2 separate regions of the Mus musculus genome follow, and region 2 is linked to region 1. A link is a loop called in an ENCODE intact Hi-C map of the cell type or tissue named here. Cell type or tissue: gastrocnemius. All regions are shown on one strand.

What was found. Hi-C counts contacts between places; a loop is a spot of excess contacts. Peaks named below come from ENCODE experiments on the same cell type or tissue, not always from the same donor. Only the 100,000 strongest peaks of a DNase experiment are listed, where the experiment ranks them.
Region 2: it touches region 1 in a loop (2.3-fold over the local background); 3 of 42 quality-filtered maps call a loop at or near these places.

Annotation. Positions count from the first base shown.
Region 1 is chr9:60,518,577-60,526,576 of GRCm38, reverse strand. Gm51679 (a long non-coding RNA gene) reads right to left here and starts at 6,755. Exons shown (of 2, transcript XR_003948172.1): 1 at 5,401-6,755; 2 at 1-495. 9230112J17Rik (RIKEN cDNA 9230112J17 gene) reads left to right here. Exons shown (of 4, transcript NR_040464.1): 3 at 82-194; 4 at 613-2,610. It also overlaps a transcript of Thsd4 not described here. In gastrocnemius, a CTCF peak has its summit at 4,452 (motif pointing right); DNase peaks (open chromatin) are centred at 1,307, 4,533 and 5,132; H3K4me3 peaks cover 1,123 bases; H3K27ac peaks cover 306 bases.
Region 2 is chr9:60,595,472-60,603,471 of GRCm38, reverse strand. Lrrc49 (leucine rich repeat containing 49) reads left to right here. Exons shown (of 17, transcript NM_145616.4): 13 at 656-893; 14 at 1,984-2,169; 15 at 5,277-5,386. Among named protein-coding and RNA genes, the nearest start is that of 9230112J17Rik, 54 kb to the right of the region's middle. In gastrocnemius, CTCF peaks have their summits at 3,734 and 7,257; a DNase peak (open chromatin) is centred at 3,756.

The sequences.
Region 1 (8,000 bases):
CTTTCTAGAATAGACCTTTCCCTTCTCTCCTCTCTTGCTTGGGTCACTTTGCTCATCCCGTTCCATCCTGATTCCTTTCAGGGCTGCCTCTCTTAGCAAGGGGCAACTTCAGATGGAAGGCTGCCTCCTGGCTGAAAGTGGGGAAAAGAGAAATAATCCGAATACTTGGAATTCCAAAAGTTGTGCTGTGCCAGGTAAGGCCACTTCACTATCTCTGCTGACAGGATGTGAGCAGGAGAGAGGAAGAGAGAGAGAGATGGAAATAGAACGGGCAGAGCAAGATAACTTGAGGTGTGTCTGAAGCCTCTGGGACACTTCATGGGAATCTTCAACAGTCCCCGGACAGTCCATCTAAATATGTTGACCCCGTGACCTCAGAGACTGTGGCTGCAGACAAATTAGTCTCTGGACTGTTGTGTAGTCTTGTTACAGGTCAAGTTGCAGCCAGCCATAGGAAAGGACACAGGCTCAGTGTGCAGGTTAGAGTCCAGACCCCTGGAAGAGGAAGGAGAAGAAGCGAGTTAAGGAGACAAGCAGGAATGTTCATCCTGAAATACTTAGGTCCACTTTACAGATGGTTTATTTTTAACCGCACCTTTTTATTTATACTAGGGAAACACATACGATAGAGCGTGCTGAAGTCAGTTCTCACCTTCCACCACGTGGGGTCCTGGGGACCAAACTCAGGTCATCAGGCGTGGTGGTAAGCGTCTTCACCTGATGACCCATCTTGCTGGCCCCCAAGAAACGGGTTAAAACAATACTGTTTCCTAGCACTCGAAGAGACTTTATTGTTGATTTTATGGTTCCTGGCAGTCATCCAGGTTGGGTTTCCCTCCCTTCATTAAACCCCTCTCACACACACAATGGTGTGTCTCCTAGGTGATTCTAAATTCTGTCAAGTTGGCAGGATCAACCTTTGCGCCATCTCTCCCTGTCACTCATTTGCTGAGCACAAGCCTGCTTTGACTTTACCGTGGATCCAAATTTCCAAGCAAGAAGAGGAAGAGAACTTTATAAGAATGGTGATGGATTCTCATGACTCAACAGGAGGCTGAACTGAGGGGTTTGGATCCATGTCTGTTTTCTTTCTGCCTTCAAATGCTAGCAGCTAACATACTGGCTTCCCTTCCTGCTGGGACACAGCCCCTGAAGTACCTTGCTGTGTTCAGAGCTTGGGCGTCTGGCTTCAAGAAACTGTCTACTGGTTAAAAGACCTATAGCCAAATGACTCTGGGCTATGCTGTCACTGTCTCCCCTCTGGCAGTCTCAGGGCTCCTTGATGAGGGGAGGAGCCAGAACCCCATGCTGTTTTCCTTCCCTGGGGACACACTGAGCTCTGCCTCACTGAGCTCTGCCTCCTGCTCCATCCAGGAATTCTGAGACCCCAGCACAGCACTCTTGACCTTTTCAGGAGCCCTCCCTCACCCCTTGTGATCACTGTCCTGTGAGCCTGGGGGTGCATGAGCAAACACAGTGCTGTGTAGCTCTCTGAAGAGGGCAGGTTCAGGAGATGGCAACCCCCATAGGGTGACTACATTGTTTCCATTGCATCCTGAGCAACATGGTTGCATAATTATTTTGGCAAATTATTTTGGGAAAACCGGTATATCCAGAGGCTCTCCTCCATGTACAGAGCTGACACACTACAGATAGATTATGGTTGGTTTTTGTTTGTTTGTTTGTTTTTGTTATTTACTATTTTAGGGGCCACCTCTAGGCCCAACGGGCCAATTGGTTGTAGCCACATAGTAGAGGCTTTAATGGAACATGGAAAGGGGCCTTCAATCAGAGAGTTTCAACCAAGAGCACCAAGAGCATGGGCTGTTTTCAGAAGTGGTAAGAATCCTACGTCCTAGGCACTGGAGAGATGGCTCAGCCGTTAAGAGCACTGACTGCTCTTCCAGAGGCCTTCAGTTCAATTCCCAGCAACCACATGACAGTTCACAGCCATCTGTAACAGGATCTGATATCCCCTTCTGGTACCTCTGAATGCAGGGACAGTGTACATAGATACATAGATACATAGATACATAATATATATATATATATATATATATACATAGATACATAGATACATAGATACATTATATATATATATATATATATATATCTCCTATGTCCTTAGCTTGTGAAAGTGGTATGTTATATATAGATGACACTGGCACTTCAGGCAGACACTAGAGTTAAGTGACTGCAGCTGGCCTGTGACTGTCATCAGAAACACCTGCCCTCTTTACCCAGTCTTTGGGTTAGAGTTAGTAGCTTATTTCATACATGGGACAAAATCCTCCCCATCTGACTCATATGTATATAAACATACACACAAACATACATATATAAACATATATATATATATATATATACACACACAAACATATATACATACATATATAGACACACACAAACATTCATACATATATAAACATACACACACATGCATACATAGATACATATATAAACAAATATATAAACATACATATGTGCATACATCCATGAGTTAATAACAAGATGTGGAACAGGACTGCCAGTAAATAGTGGGAAATAGGAAACCTCCCCCTCTAGCATAAAGAAGTGCTCTTATATAAACAATTCATCTTATAATGACTGGAGTTTGTTTTAAAGATTTATTTTTATTTATGTGTATGCCTGTGTGAGTGACTGCCGTGTGTGTGTGTGTGTGTGTGTGTGTGTGTGTGTGTGTGTGAGAGAGAGAGAGAGAGAGAGAGAGCGCTCACAGAGGCCAGAAGGGGGTGTCAAGTACCCTGGAGCTGGAGTTCCAGGTAACGTGGGTGCTGGAAAATGAGCTCTGGCCTCTGGAAGAGCAGCAAGGGCTTGTAACTGCTGAGCCATCTCTCCAACATTAGCTTTAAGTCCAGCATTTCTTCAAAAGTAAAACAATAAAGAAGACCTTGCCCTTTCCTTGTGCTCTGTCCCTGCCTCATTCTGTTACTAAGTCCACTCTGTCCTTTAAGAATTCTTGATTTCTAGTGGTGCTGGGGATAGAGCCAGGACCTCATTCATGCCAGGCAGGCACTCTGCCCTACACTACACCCCAAGCCCTGTTTATGCTCTTTGTTTGGAGATAGGATCTCCCTAAATTACCCACATTGGATTTGAACTTTCAATGCCCCTTCCTTAGCCTCCTAGTACCTGGGATTATAGGCCTGTACTCCCAGCCTCAACTATGTTGTCTGAAACATAGTTTCCTGTAGCTCAGGCCAGCTGCAAACTGGATATGAAGCTAAGGATGACCTAGACCCCTGATCCTCCTGCCTCCTCTAAGAAGTGTTGGGATTACAGGTGTGAAGCCATCTCCTGGCTATTGGTTTCAAATGGATGAAATGAGTTAGTGTGCAAGATCTCTTTGATTCACTGGATCTGGATGTGAGACACCCTGGAGTTGTCTAACCACACACGCCCAGGTGCCTCTCATCAAAAGTTGTTTGTTTTGAACCAGATGGACTCCGTCAGCCCCAGCTGGATCCAGGTGCCAGGCTCTCAAAATCCACTCTCCCTCTTTGGCCTCATCCCTGTGTTTCCCAGCTCTCTTTGTTATTGTTTTAATGGTGGGGTATCTTTCCTGTCTCTCTTTTTTTTTTTTCCTGCTCCCACAAAGCACACCACACCCACCCCTGATGTGGCCTGGCCCTGAAGTAGGACTGCGTTCTGCCACCACCCACATTAGCACAAGGGTACACCTGCCCTTTTCCAACAGCCCCTGCAGGCAGGCTTTTGAGGCAGCCATAAACAAACAGGCTCATTCACTTCAAGGGAGAGAGACTCCTGTCTGTGCCTAGAGGCCTCTTCAATTGTTTAAGGTCAACCTGCTCTCGATTGAGAAAAGGGGGAGGGGGAGATTTTCCTTCTCTTGCTTGCTTCTCTCAGCTCTAGTACACATGGGCTGAGTTGAAACATTTTAGCATCGTTTGGACTCAAGAACCTGGGAGTGCGACCAGCTCTATGGCTTGATGGCTCTGCAGGCAAATGCACTTGCTTGCAGCCAAGTCCGAGAACCTTAGATCAGGCAGGTGTGCTGAGTTGTCCTGGTGCTTAGGGAGTTTTTGTCTTAGGGATGCCCAGGAAGCTAGAAAGGAAAGCTTCACTGTAAACTAGCCTCAACCCCGTGGTTGCAACCGGAATGGCTGTTTTTCAATGCTCAAGGATGTCCTTGTCTCTCTGGGGCAGCAGTCCTTCAAAGGCTCCCACCAACTGCTGGCTAAGATGAAGGCAGCCTCTGACTGCCTTCAGACTCTGGTCTCCATTGCCTTCTTCTTTGACCTCCCATTGACGGCCCTGGGCAGCCCGGGCCCCCTCTAAGTTCCATGATCACCACTCTCCTGCCCTCTAGCCTCTGTCCGGACAGTCTTTCCTTCTGCTGCCTCTCCTGGTGGATGTCCCTTCACCAGGTTCCCAGGGGTCCCTGGGGTAGTTGGGTGGGCCAGGGCCGACTCTCCCCTTGGCGGCCGCCAGGGGGCGGCAGGGGCGGCTGGAGGTGACAGCGGGAGGCCGCGCGGGAGGGCAGGGCGCGCGGACCGCGCTCTCGACCCGCAGACACCGCGCCTGAGCCGTGCGCTGGGCACTCGCTGGCCGCCCGCGCACCCGACACACCGGGGCGCAGCGGGAGCCCGTGCGGGGCGGGCGGCCGTCCATGCGGCGGCGCTCGGGAAGCACGCGGGGCTGAGGAGTCGGCCGCTTCGGACTAGCCCAGGTGAGCAGATCGCGCAGCCCGGCCGGCCGCAGTCCGGAGCCCGGGGCAGCCCCGCAGACTGGCGCGCGTGGGTACGTCGGGGCCGGCGGCAGCTCGGGACGTCGTACCTGCTTCTTTCTTCCCTTTCTCTTTACTCTTCTGCTTCCTCTTTCTTTCACACTTCCCCTTCCTTTTCTCTTTCCCATCCTCTCCTATTTCCTCTTTCCTTTTTCTTCCTTTCTTTTTCCCCTTTCCTCTTCCTCTTCTTTTTCCTTTCCCCTACCTTTCTCTTTCTTTTCTCTTTCCTGGAGGCCTGCTCTGCCTTTATTCTCCATCCTTGACCCTCAACTTTAGGGCCTGGCCCCCTGGGGTTGGGGGAAGCAGCCACTGGCCCTCCTGAGGTATGCGCAGCAGCTCAGAGCTGAACTGGTGAGTTGCACCTATAGCACTTGTAGTCCCCACCCCAGCCTTTCTCCCTTTCTTAGCCTGGGATTGTTGATGGAGTGTCAGCACCTCTGGAGCCCCAGCCCCTGGCCTCCATCATTCTGGCTTCTTGGAAAGCCTCTGATCCCCAGGTCAGGTTAATCATTGCAATCCAGCGTCAGTGATCCCCTAATTGGACCTGTTGCTGCTTCTGTACGTCAAATGTAGCTCATATACCCGTGGCCCTGAATGCGACTGAACAGTTAGCTTTTGATCAATTTGCTCACCTTGAAGTGGGAGAGATCTGGAAGTGGAGTTTCAGTTTTCTTAGAAATAGCTTCAGCTGTGTCTTGGGAAGAGGATTTCGAGGTACCCACTTAGCACGTGGAATTATGGGTCTAGTGAGATCTTAAGCAGTCCTGAAGCTTTCTGTGCTGTTAAAAAAGTGCATCCCTTGCCAGATAGTGGCTCACCCTTTTGCAGGCAGTAGGTGAATTAAATAAAGTCTTGGATCTGTGGCGCTGAAGCCCGTTAGACTTTGGAGTAAGTAAAATAGCCAGAACTCAAGGAATTTTCAAGTCCAACTTCCTTTGCATCTGAGACATCTGGGCATCAGCTAAGATCTCCCACCTTTTAGAGCCACTGTGTTGTCTTGGACATCACTGATGTTTCTGACCTGGTAGAGACTGAAGGGATGCAGTTGCTGGCCCTGAGAGAATCTTGATTGGGTCTCTGTGTACAAAGGTGCAAACAGTTTTCAAATGTGATTTAGACGTAGCCCTACTCAATTCCTATAGATTTTTGTTGGCACCATAGCTGAATTCCTTTGAAAAGCACAGTTCTGCCCTGGAAATTAATGTGAGGAAGCAGATGAGAGTCCCGGGACTTTCCTATAAACCTCCGCAGGGCCGAAGCAGGGAATCCCCAAAGGTCCAGCCTGCAAAATGGTTTTGGGTGGCGAGAATGCATGGAGCCCCTACTGACACAAGTGAGTGTATCGGCCTCAGGGAGGGGGAAGATGCGCTTGCATGATCTCCATGCCTAGCTCAGGGCGGGGTACCAGACTGTCTTTCCCTCACTCTTCGGAGCTAGGAAGTCTCTCTAGCCAGGTGTGAAGTAAGGAAAACCAGAGAGTTTTGGAGGAAGATCAGGGCTTGAAGTTTTTGTTTTGCCTAGTGATCTTGTCTGTTACCCACAGAGTCTTAGTATGGTTCTTTTCCTCTCCCCAGGACTTCACTTTTATCCCAATTGGCTGTTGGTGTCCATGTTCAAGCCCCTCACCCCCAGCACCCGTATCCCATTCCCCACATGCAGAGCTCATTTATCACAATGCCCCTTCCGCATTCTTTCATGATATCTCCAATTATTTTCCTGCCCCTACCTTAAACCATGTCCAAATTACAGTAACAATCTCCCTCCTGACTCGCAGCCATGGGTGGCTCTCTTCATTTTAAATCCATCTTCTTTCATGCTGACAGATTAATATTCCTGAAATTCTGACTTCACCACATCATTCCCTGCAAGGAATCACAATGGCTCTCCAGTATTCACTTCCATTTAATTTGTCTTCAGCAAATATTTCTGAGCATCTGTTGTGTGCCAGCGACTATTACTGCGTGCTGGGGGCTTATATGGAGCAAGACTGGCTGGATCACTGGCCTCCAGGGGCTGCGAGGAGAGTAGCTAATAAATGACCACCCAGGGAGAAAGAAGGGAAGTAAAGGAGACAAACAATGAGGGGGGATGGGGGAGAGAGAGAGAGAGAGAGAGAGAGAGAGAGAGAGAGAATATCCATGTGCAGACACAGATGAGGGAGAAATTGATTTGTGTGCACATAATAGCTTTGAAGACCTCAGCTGCAGGCTGCCTTTTGAACTAGGAATGATACTTTTATGACAGATGCAGGGTCTACTGCAAATACCACATCCTTCCTCCTCCCCCTCACCTTCTGTACGCAAGTGTGCATGTGCCACATGGGTACAGAGGCCATAGGATGCCTATCTGAGTCTCAGGGGGATGCCTGTGTTTGCCTGCCCAAGCACATGACTGGCTTTGTTTGTTTGTTTGTTTGTTTGTTTTAGCAGAGGCCTTCATTTGGACCTTAGGGAGCAAGTAGTGGGGAATTGGAATTGTGATCTTAGAAGAGCCCCCCTTTTTTTTCTTAAAGGGGCCTTTGGACGAAGTGTTTGAAAGCAAAACGCTTCCTTCTCGCCCTACCTGAAAGCGTCTGAGCCCAGCCTTCTGCCCATGCTCTCAACAAGTATTAAGAAGCTCGGAATACCGTGGTTTGAAAATTCCTAAGCTGCTGGGGGTGTGACAGGAGCTGGAAGATTACAAGTAGGCTTGGCCAGGCTAGCCACAGCGACTCTCCTTCCCTAGACTGGTGGCTGACAGCTTCTCATTTAATAGCTGTCATATTTGCCCATCTTTACAAGTAACGATGGCTGAAGGCTGGTGGGAGGTTGAGGCCCCGTAGGCAAAGCCTTGGCACATAGTAGGTGCTCAATATCACTTCCTATCTCTCCCGTCTACCCTGACTGATCAGTGCTTGCCAGAAGTGGGTACTCACTAAACACTCCAGAAGAAACCTGCATATAATCTCAGCCCTGTCAGGTGCAGAGTTTTGTCTGAAGGACTCAGCCCTGCACTCCAGCCCAGCCGCTAAACACACAGCTGTCCTATGTAACCATCCAGCCAGCCAGTATCCTCTATTCTTTCGGTTCCTGCCCAGTGTCCCCGGGTCCTCTAAAGTGCACAAGCACTGGGTAGGCAGTGAGTTTGTCCCCCCCCCCCAACCCCCTAGTGTTTAGTCGTCTTGGGAGAGTAGCCACTTTTAACTTATTTCTCTCTTTCCCTAATCTTTCAGAGATGGGAAGCTTTAAGGATA
Region 2 (8,000 bases), 77 kb before region 1:
ATCAGACTATTCAGAAAGAGAGTCAGCATTTCTCACTTCACTCTGTAACCAAGATAGAAACTAGGTTAAAGCTACATATTTTATAAACATTCTATATTGTATTTTATAAATAATATTTCATCATTCTTATGGAAACATATTAAAATGTATTTTTATCTATATAGCTTTATAAATCAGGAAACTATGTTGTTATAAAAATATCTTAATAGCATATTTAAGATATATAAAATTATTATCTTATTAATATGATGACTAATTTGGACTTGGAGATAGGTTTCTATGATAGTTTTTCTATTTCAGCTGTAACCATGATTGGATGTTAATGTTAATCTTTCAGATAATCCAGTGAATTAGTGTAAGGATACATGTGACATGAAGGCAGCAGGGAGTCTGTGGGAGGAGGGGAGCAGCAAGCAGCAGGAGGGATGAGGGGAGGAGGGCAGGAAGAGGCTCAACATCGGAAGAGGAACACACCACAACAAGCCTGTTACTTTGAAATGTGATTTTTTTTAAGTGTAATTAATGTAGGATGCTCTAGGTTTAACTGGAAACAGAGGGTAACGAGTATAAACTGTAAAGCACTTTCCAACATGCTGTTCTAGCCTGTTACTTCCTTTGTGTGCCTGAGACGTTACTTAAAAAAAGACTTTTGCAGGTCTCTAGATGCAGGGCTCAGCAGTGCGTTACAAGGCTTGTCTGTCACAGAAACACACTTGGTGGAGATAGACGGAGAAACCCTCTCACTGTACGGCTCAGGGGCGCTGGAATGCCTGGATCGAAACTGGAGTGTTCAAACAGCCGGCATGGTCACCACGGTCTCATTCACGTTCATCGAGTTTGATGAAATTGTCCAAGTACTTCCCAAACTGAAGATGAAGTTTCCAAATTCTCTGGTAAACACTTTCCTTTGGAAGCATATTTGAATTGTTCTTCATTACAACTTGTGTGTTCAGGCCAAAGCCTGCTTCAACTTCATTTTCTGTAGTTTCTTTTGTGTTGATTTTCTGGCACTGGAATTTAAATTAGTTCCATAAATGGCCTTGTGGGTTTGTATGAATATTAGAAATTATATCTCTAAAGACAGTCCTTCTTTCAGTAGAAAAGACCAATGGAATTTTATGCATATTATCTACCTCAATTTTACAAAGAAAGCCACACACAGCCCTCGAGCATGTTTTCAGGCATTGAAACCGGTGTGGATGGCGTGCGTATATTCATTGTGTGATCTGACGCAGACCTCTGACAGCACTGACTGTTTACTTCAGTCTGCTGACTCGCCGGCAGCCTCCCTGACTGTGGGTATTGCACTAGTTAGCGATAGACATTGGGAAACAGTGCTTTTACAGCAAGTTTCCTCTAGAGCTTTCCCTACCGTGTGTTTCTTTACTTCCCCTTTTAGAGTAGATGATGTTTCTTCTTTGTCATCCTAAAGAAGATAAGTTGTAGTAGAGGCAGGTGTTTAGAAAGAATATTCAAATTTGCAAGTAGACGGCTTGCTTTAGGAGTTCTGTTTTAGTGTTTTGATTCTCCTTGGCCAAGTTAAGTAACCAGCACGGCTTTCAGAAGGATGCAGTGTTGACAATACTGGTTCTCAGCATCAGGGTGAGTCCTGTGCTTAGAAGTTTCTGGAATCTTCCTTTATACATTAGTACTAATGTAAAATGTGTAGAATCTGTGATGATTGAACGAGTCTGAGTTATTAGGTAACATTAAGGAATCCCAGTTGCTGATAGACGAGGATGTCCTTCGCAGAAGGACTCACCTAAGACTTGAGTCTTGGGTAGATGCCGCCAGTGACTGATGGATTGGGTACATTGAAGTTCAATGGGCCTAGAGCAGTCCAGTGATTTAATGTGACTGAAGACCTATTTCCTAAGCCTAAGGCTTCCAGGGTCCCACAGGAAATGGCCTGTGATGTGTTAAGGTTAGTATTGAAGGTGGTTCAGCTTAGAGCAAGACCTTGTATGTGGTTTACTATTGCAGCACCTTAAATTCAGGGAGACCAACCTTGTGATGCTGCAGCAGTTCAATGCCCTGGCACAGCTGCGTCGGGTTGACCAGTTGACAATCGATCCTCAGGGAAACCCAGTGGTCAACTTTACACTCTGGAAGTACTACGTGCTGTTCAGGCTCAGCCACTTCAGCATGCAGAAAATAAATGGAACAGAGGTAAGAAAAAGCAAAGCAGACTGCAGAATGAGCTCCCACCTGATGGAGCCTCTGACAGCACACTTGGTGGGAATACAGATGTGATGGAACTGTTCAGAAACACCATTTCTTACAAAATAAAATCTCAGCATTCACAATATTAAAAAGGAAGAACACACATGGGCAACACATGTGCACTCGCACGCATGCTCATACCCCCCAACATGAACATGAACACACACCCAATCCTCCTCCAGACACGCACACTTGCACACACTTACACACACATGTCCACATGTATAGGATCTAAAGCAGTGAACAGTTCTTTTCCTGGTGAATCGTAGCTACTTTTCCTGTTGTTTGTAAGCATCCAGAGAAGAGAAACCTTGGAAGAAAAATGACACTGTAAAGAGAAAAAAGAAAAATCTCTAACTTCTGCAGGCGAGGCAGCCTTTCATGTTTCACAGAGCTCTTGGGACTGTGGCACCCAAGAGAGGATGGGGAAGCTAAACTAAGTGTCCACTCATAAAGATGGGGTGATAGAAAGTGGAGAGAGAAAGTCCAAGCACACATCTGGACTACTCCATTAACCATTGATCATGGTGCAGTGGCATGATGTAGAATCACTCAGGACCCAGCTGAATAACTGAAAAATTATTCATGAAAAGCGAGTTTTAGATGGGTTTTTTTTTCTGAGTTTGTCATAAGCCTAAGCCTCCAGCTACTCAAAGACTGTGTTCTCTTTAAATAATGACTTAGGGAAAAAGGGGAACTGTGCTTCTATCATTGTTGAAGCTGAATAATCTTTAATCTCTCACTATGGTGCCTCTTGAGGGTCAGGAGACTTCCCTATGATAAGATGACTGGTAGTCAGCTGTGCTGGTGTAGTATTGCTCACAACTAGGACACCACAGCCATCTCCAGCCTCGACCTACAAAAATCCAGCATGTTCTTAGTAGCACGGAGATCTGTGGGTCCGTGTCAAAAGCAACCATGCTATGCCTCAACCAAAGTAGATCAGCCTTCTATCAAATTGCCAGGAAAGTCTGGAACCTTGAGATGACCAAAAGTTGCCCCCACAGCTCCCCAGCTAGTTCTCAGGAGTCTGCATTCAGTCTCGTGTGCCCCTCAGTTCTACATCAGACAGAGATTGTAGCTCCGGTAGGGCATGGTAATTAGTGGGAGGGTTTTCACAGTTGATCTGGACTGGAAACACAAAGGTTCGGGGGCTGCAAGTGAAGGAGTCTTCCTCATTAATGGCTTGACTGTTTGGCTGGTTGGCTATAAATAGTAGATTGCCCAGATGTGGGATTGCATTACTACAGAACTGCTGGGAAAGACAGAGTATTGTAATTGTACAGGGAATTAATCAGAAGCAATGCAGCATTCTAGTTTAACTTTTAGAAAATGTCAGCACCAGGGATATTTGACATTTTATTAAAATGCCTGAAAGATATGCCTTCTCACATAGTCTTGTCATTTTATACCATATATACTACAGTTATATTGCTCTTTCTGTAGTAGAGCAGTATTGCTAGAGGGAGAATTGAATGATGAGCATCAAGAAGATGGAGCAGTGGCCTGCATTGGCCACTAGGTGACTGTGTTGGACCAGACAACTTAGCAGTCAGCTAAAGGAAGGCTTGAAGGAGCCGCAGCCTTCACCATGAAGGTCCAAGATAAGGAAGTGGTCTACACTGATTGATGTATACACTTGATGTGACTGAATTATATGTGAACTATGGGTATTTTTTCCTCAGAGGCTGCTTCTGTAATGTGTTATCACAAATACACACACCTGCTTTTTCAACGCTGGAGAGGCTGAGACAGGAGTTGGCTATGAGACCCTGTCTCTTGGTGACAAGAGCAATGGGCAGTGCAGAGAGGGCTCAGTCTGAAACGTGCCTGCTGTGCAAGTATGAGAACCTAGGTAGATTCCCCAAAGCCAGGTAAAAGCTAGGCCTGCAGCACAGTTGCAGGAGCCCTACAGTTGGGTGGGTCAGTGAAAGGTAGGTCCCAGGGGCTCATGGCCAGCCTGTCTTCCTGCACCTATAAGATCCAGGCTGAATGAGAACCTGCTCCATAGCCAAGAGAGGAGATACTCTCGTATTTCTTTTTAAAAATAATCTTTAAGGGAATGGGAAGATGGCTCGCGCTGTTTAAATGCTGGCTAAGCAAGAAAGAAGATTGGAGTTTGGCTTCCCAGAATCCACATAAATATCCACCTGTGATCTCTTAGAAGGAAGAGATGGGATCCCTGGAGTAAGATGGCCAGTGAGAATGTATGTACTGGTGAGCTCTGGGGTTGACCCAGACCCTGCTTCAGAATGTAATGTGGAAGGATTATTGATGAAGTATACAGACATCAGCCTTGGGCCTCCACAGGCGTACACACACACACCCATACACCCATACACCCATACACAACCATACAACCACACATATCTGTAAACCACTTACACACATGCATGTGTACCATACACATACACACATACACATTCATGCATGCTCATACACACACTTGTACCTGCAACACACTTATGTACATGCATAGATACCATACACATACAATACACACACACTTGCCAACATAAATACATGCATGCAGGCAGGCATACTGCACACACATATACACATAACCACATACACACACACACACACCTACAAGCACACATGCGTGCATGTATACCATAACACACACACACGCACGAAACCATATGCACACGCACACACACTTGCAAACACTCTTACACACATGCTTGCATATCACAGACATACACACCTGCAAACACACATGTGCATGTACACATGCACACACATACAAACACAAAGAAAAGCCATCCTTTAAGAACTTAAGGTGCCTCAAGCACAGTCCTCAGGACACCTGAATTCCCAATCAAAGCTATCTCACCGGCCCTAGTCAGCTTCCAGGAGTCACATTTGAGCATCTCCTCTGTAATTAGACTCAAAGGAAAATGAAGTTGCTGTGGAGACTTCCACAGCCTTGGGAAATGTACTTTTCTGCACTAAAAGAAAATGCCCAATCGAGACGTCTCTTTGAAATTGTATTTGCTATATCTAGCTAAGAAGCAATGCCATCTTGATCCTTCTCTGCTCTTTCTTCTCAGGTGACTCAAAATGACATGATAATGGCTGAAAGGCTCTTTGGAATCTTAGCACATGTAGCATCCTCCGAGCTGCCCCAGTACCGCATGATTTCAATTCTGGGTGATGCCAGGTAACTCTGAATTTTTTATAGATTGCCTTTGCACTAGAATTAGCTCTTAACTGTGCCACTTCTGTAACCAGCAGAAAACGTACCCCAGGCTAATCTTGTGGCTGGCCATGTTCAGACTTAGAAGGAATAAGTGTGACTAAGACAAAGTCGGTGTTCTCCTGTGGTTATAGTCTCACAGCTAGAGATGCGCATAAACCACTAAAGTCCAGCCTGTCAGGGGCAGCAGCAAGGGTAGAGGGAGACACTAGTTGCATTTGAGAACACTGGAAAAGGCTTTCTGTTTATTTATTTGGGAATGAGTAGAGGGTTTTTAGGTTTAGAATATGAGAAAAGAGATTTATTTTTAAAAACCATACATACATACATACATACATACATACAGTGGATAGGTTCTGAATTCAAATCTTACTCAATGCCTTTGATTGATCAATGTACATCCCATCTACAACACACAGAACTGTTCTGGGTATAAACATCCTGAGGGTAGTGCTTGCTAAATGAACATAAGCACCTGAGTTTGGATCCGCAGCACCCATGCAGAAGCTGGCTGTGGCAGTGCACATCTAACCCCAGAGCTGAGGGACGGAAACAGGCAAATTCCAGGAGCTCACTGGCCAACCAGTCTGTCTGAAATGACAACCTCCAGGTTGAGTGAGAGCCTGTCTCAATAAAACAAAGTGAAGAAGCAACTGAGGAAGATATCCAGATGCCAATCTCTGGCCTACACACACATAGATGCAGCATGTACACACACACACACACACACACACACACACACACACTATACCCATAATCACACACATACCATACACACTCACACACACACACACACACACTCTCACACACACATACTCCACATTCACACCATACATACATATACCACACACATACAAACACACATGTACACACAGTCCAACACATAATACACATACACAAATATACTTGGTGGAGCACAAAAGATATTGAAGAGATATTGAATTAAGAAGTGATAGCTTAGACAAATCAACGGAAATTATGCTCTTCTGAATTGGTATAATATTCAGAAGATTTAATAACTTGAAAAGAAAAGGCCCTCATAAATCAGATCAAATAAATTAAAATAAAGAATATGAAGGATTTTTAATAATTTATCAAATAGATATATTTCAAACCCTTTTCCCAGAATATGATGCCCAAAGTCAGATTGGGAAAATGTATCCAAGCATGTCTGGGATGTTTGTAGAGGCAAATACACCTTAAACTCAAAGAAAATCTCTGTATTTAATGACCATAGTCATCAGATTATTGTCTTCAATCAACAGTCTACTGGCGGAAAATAAGGAGCTGCAGGGAGGCAGGTGCCTGAGTGTGCAGCTCCGTGGTAACAACGGGGGAAGGGGTGGAGGTGGAGGTGGAGGAGCACACAGTTAACATGGCACTGCTGGCCATGGAGTCACAGAGCTGACACTGACACAGAGGCACTGTCGCTAATGAGCTGAGATAGCCAAAAACTTGGTGCAACTAGAAAAATAACAAAAAAGTGAAGTTGCCAGAACATAAAATATAGGAAACTTTAACTTTTAAAAAGTAAAAAACGAGCCCATCTGTCTCCATTCAAAGCTATAGCCATACAAATAATGACCTAACTTTGTGGGGAGAGCCACAACTGTGACAACAAGCCACATAGCAAGGTGGGTCCTACATGCTGCTATCCATGATGGCTGATGCTGTGGTTCTTTTCACAGCAGCCTGGCGATGCTAACACACTTGCTGTAGCCATGCCCTTTTTGTTTGTTTGTTTGTTTAAAGATTTATTTATTATACATAAGTACACTGTAGCTGACTTCAGACGCACCAGAAGAGGACATCAGATCTCATTAGTGGTGGTTGTGAGCCACCATGTGGTTGCTGGGATTTGAACTTAGGACCTATGGAAGAGCAGTCAGTGCTCTTACCCACTGAGCCATCTCTCCAGCTCTAGCCATGCCTTTCGACTTAGCTGTTTCACTGAGCAGAATTTCTTCCTAGAAATTATTTCACATGAACATAAATATGTGTCGAGGATTTCTCTCATGGCCTGTGTTTATAACAAGTAGTGAGACTAGTGGAACAAGACCAGCTACTTGTAGCTGTAAAATTGAATAGCAGTTCCTATATGAAACAGTGGGTCTGTCCTTTTGTTTATTGTTGATTTGACACAACAGAGTCACTTAGGAAGATCAACCCTCAGTTGAAGAGTGGCCTGTATCAGATGAGCCTGTGGCCATGTCTGTGAGAGATTATCTTGATTGATGGTTGATGTGGGAGGGCCCCGCCCACTCGTAAGTGGCGCCAGGCTTAGGTCGGTGGGCCTGGACTATGTAAGAAAGCTAGCTGAGCTAGAGAATAAACCAGCTAGCAGTGTTCTTCCATGTTCCTGGTTCTAGGTTCCTATCTTGAATTTGTATGCAAATTTCCACAGCTTGTGACCTAAATGGGTAAGCCAGTTAAACCCTCTCCTCCCCGAAGTGCTTCCAGTCAGTTTCTGTCACAGCAAAGAAATGTCACTAGGGCGTGTTATGATGTTCCAGAGAGGAAGTACCAGAACAGTTGTGTGGCAGGCCCCAGCTTGTGAGAGTAGGGTATACAGCTCAAA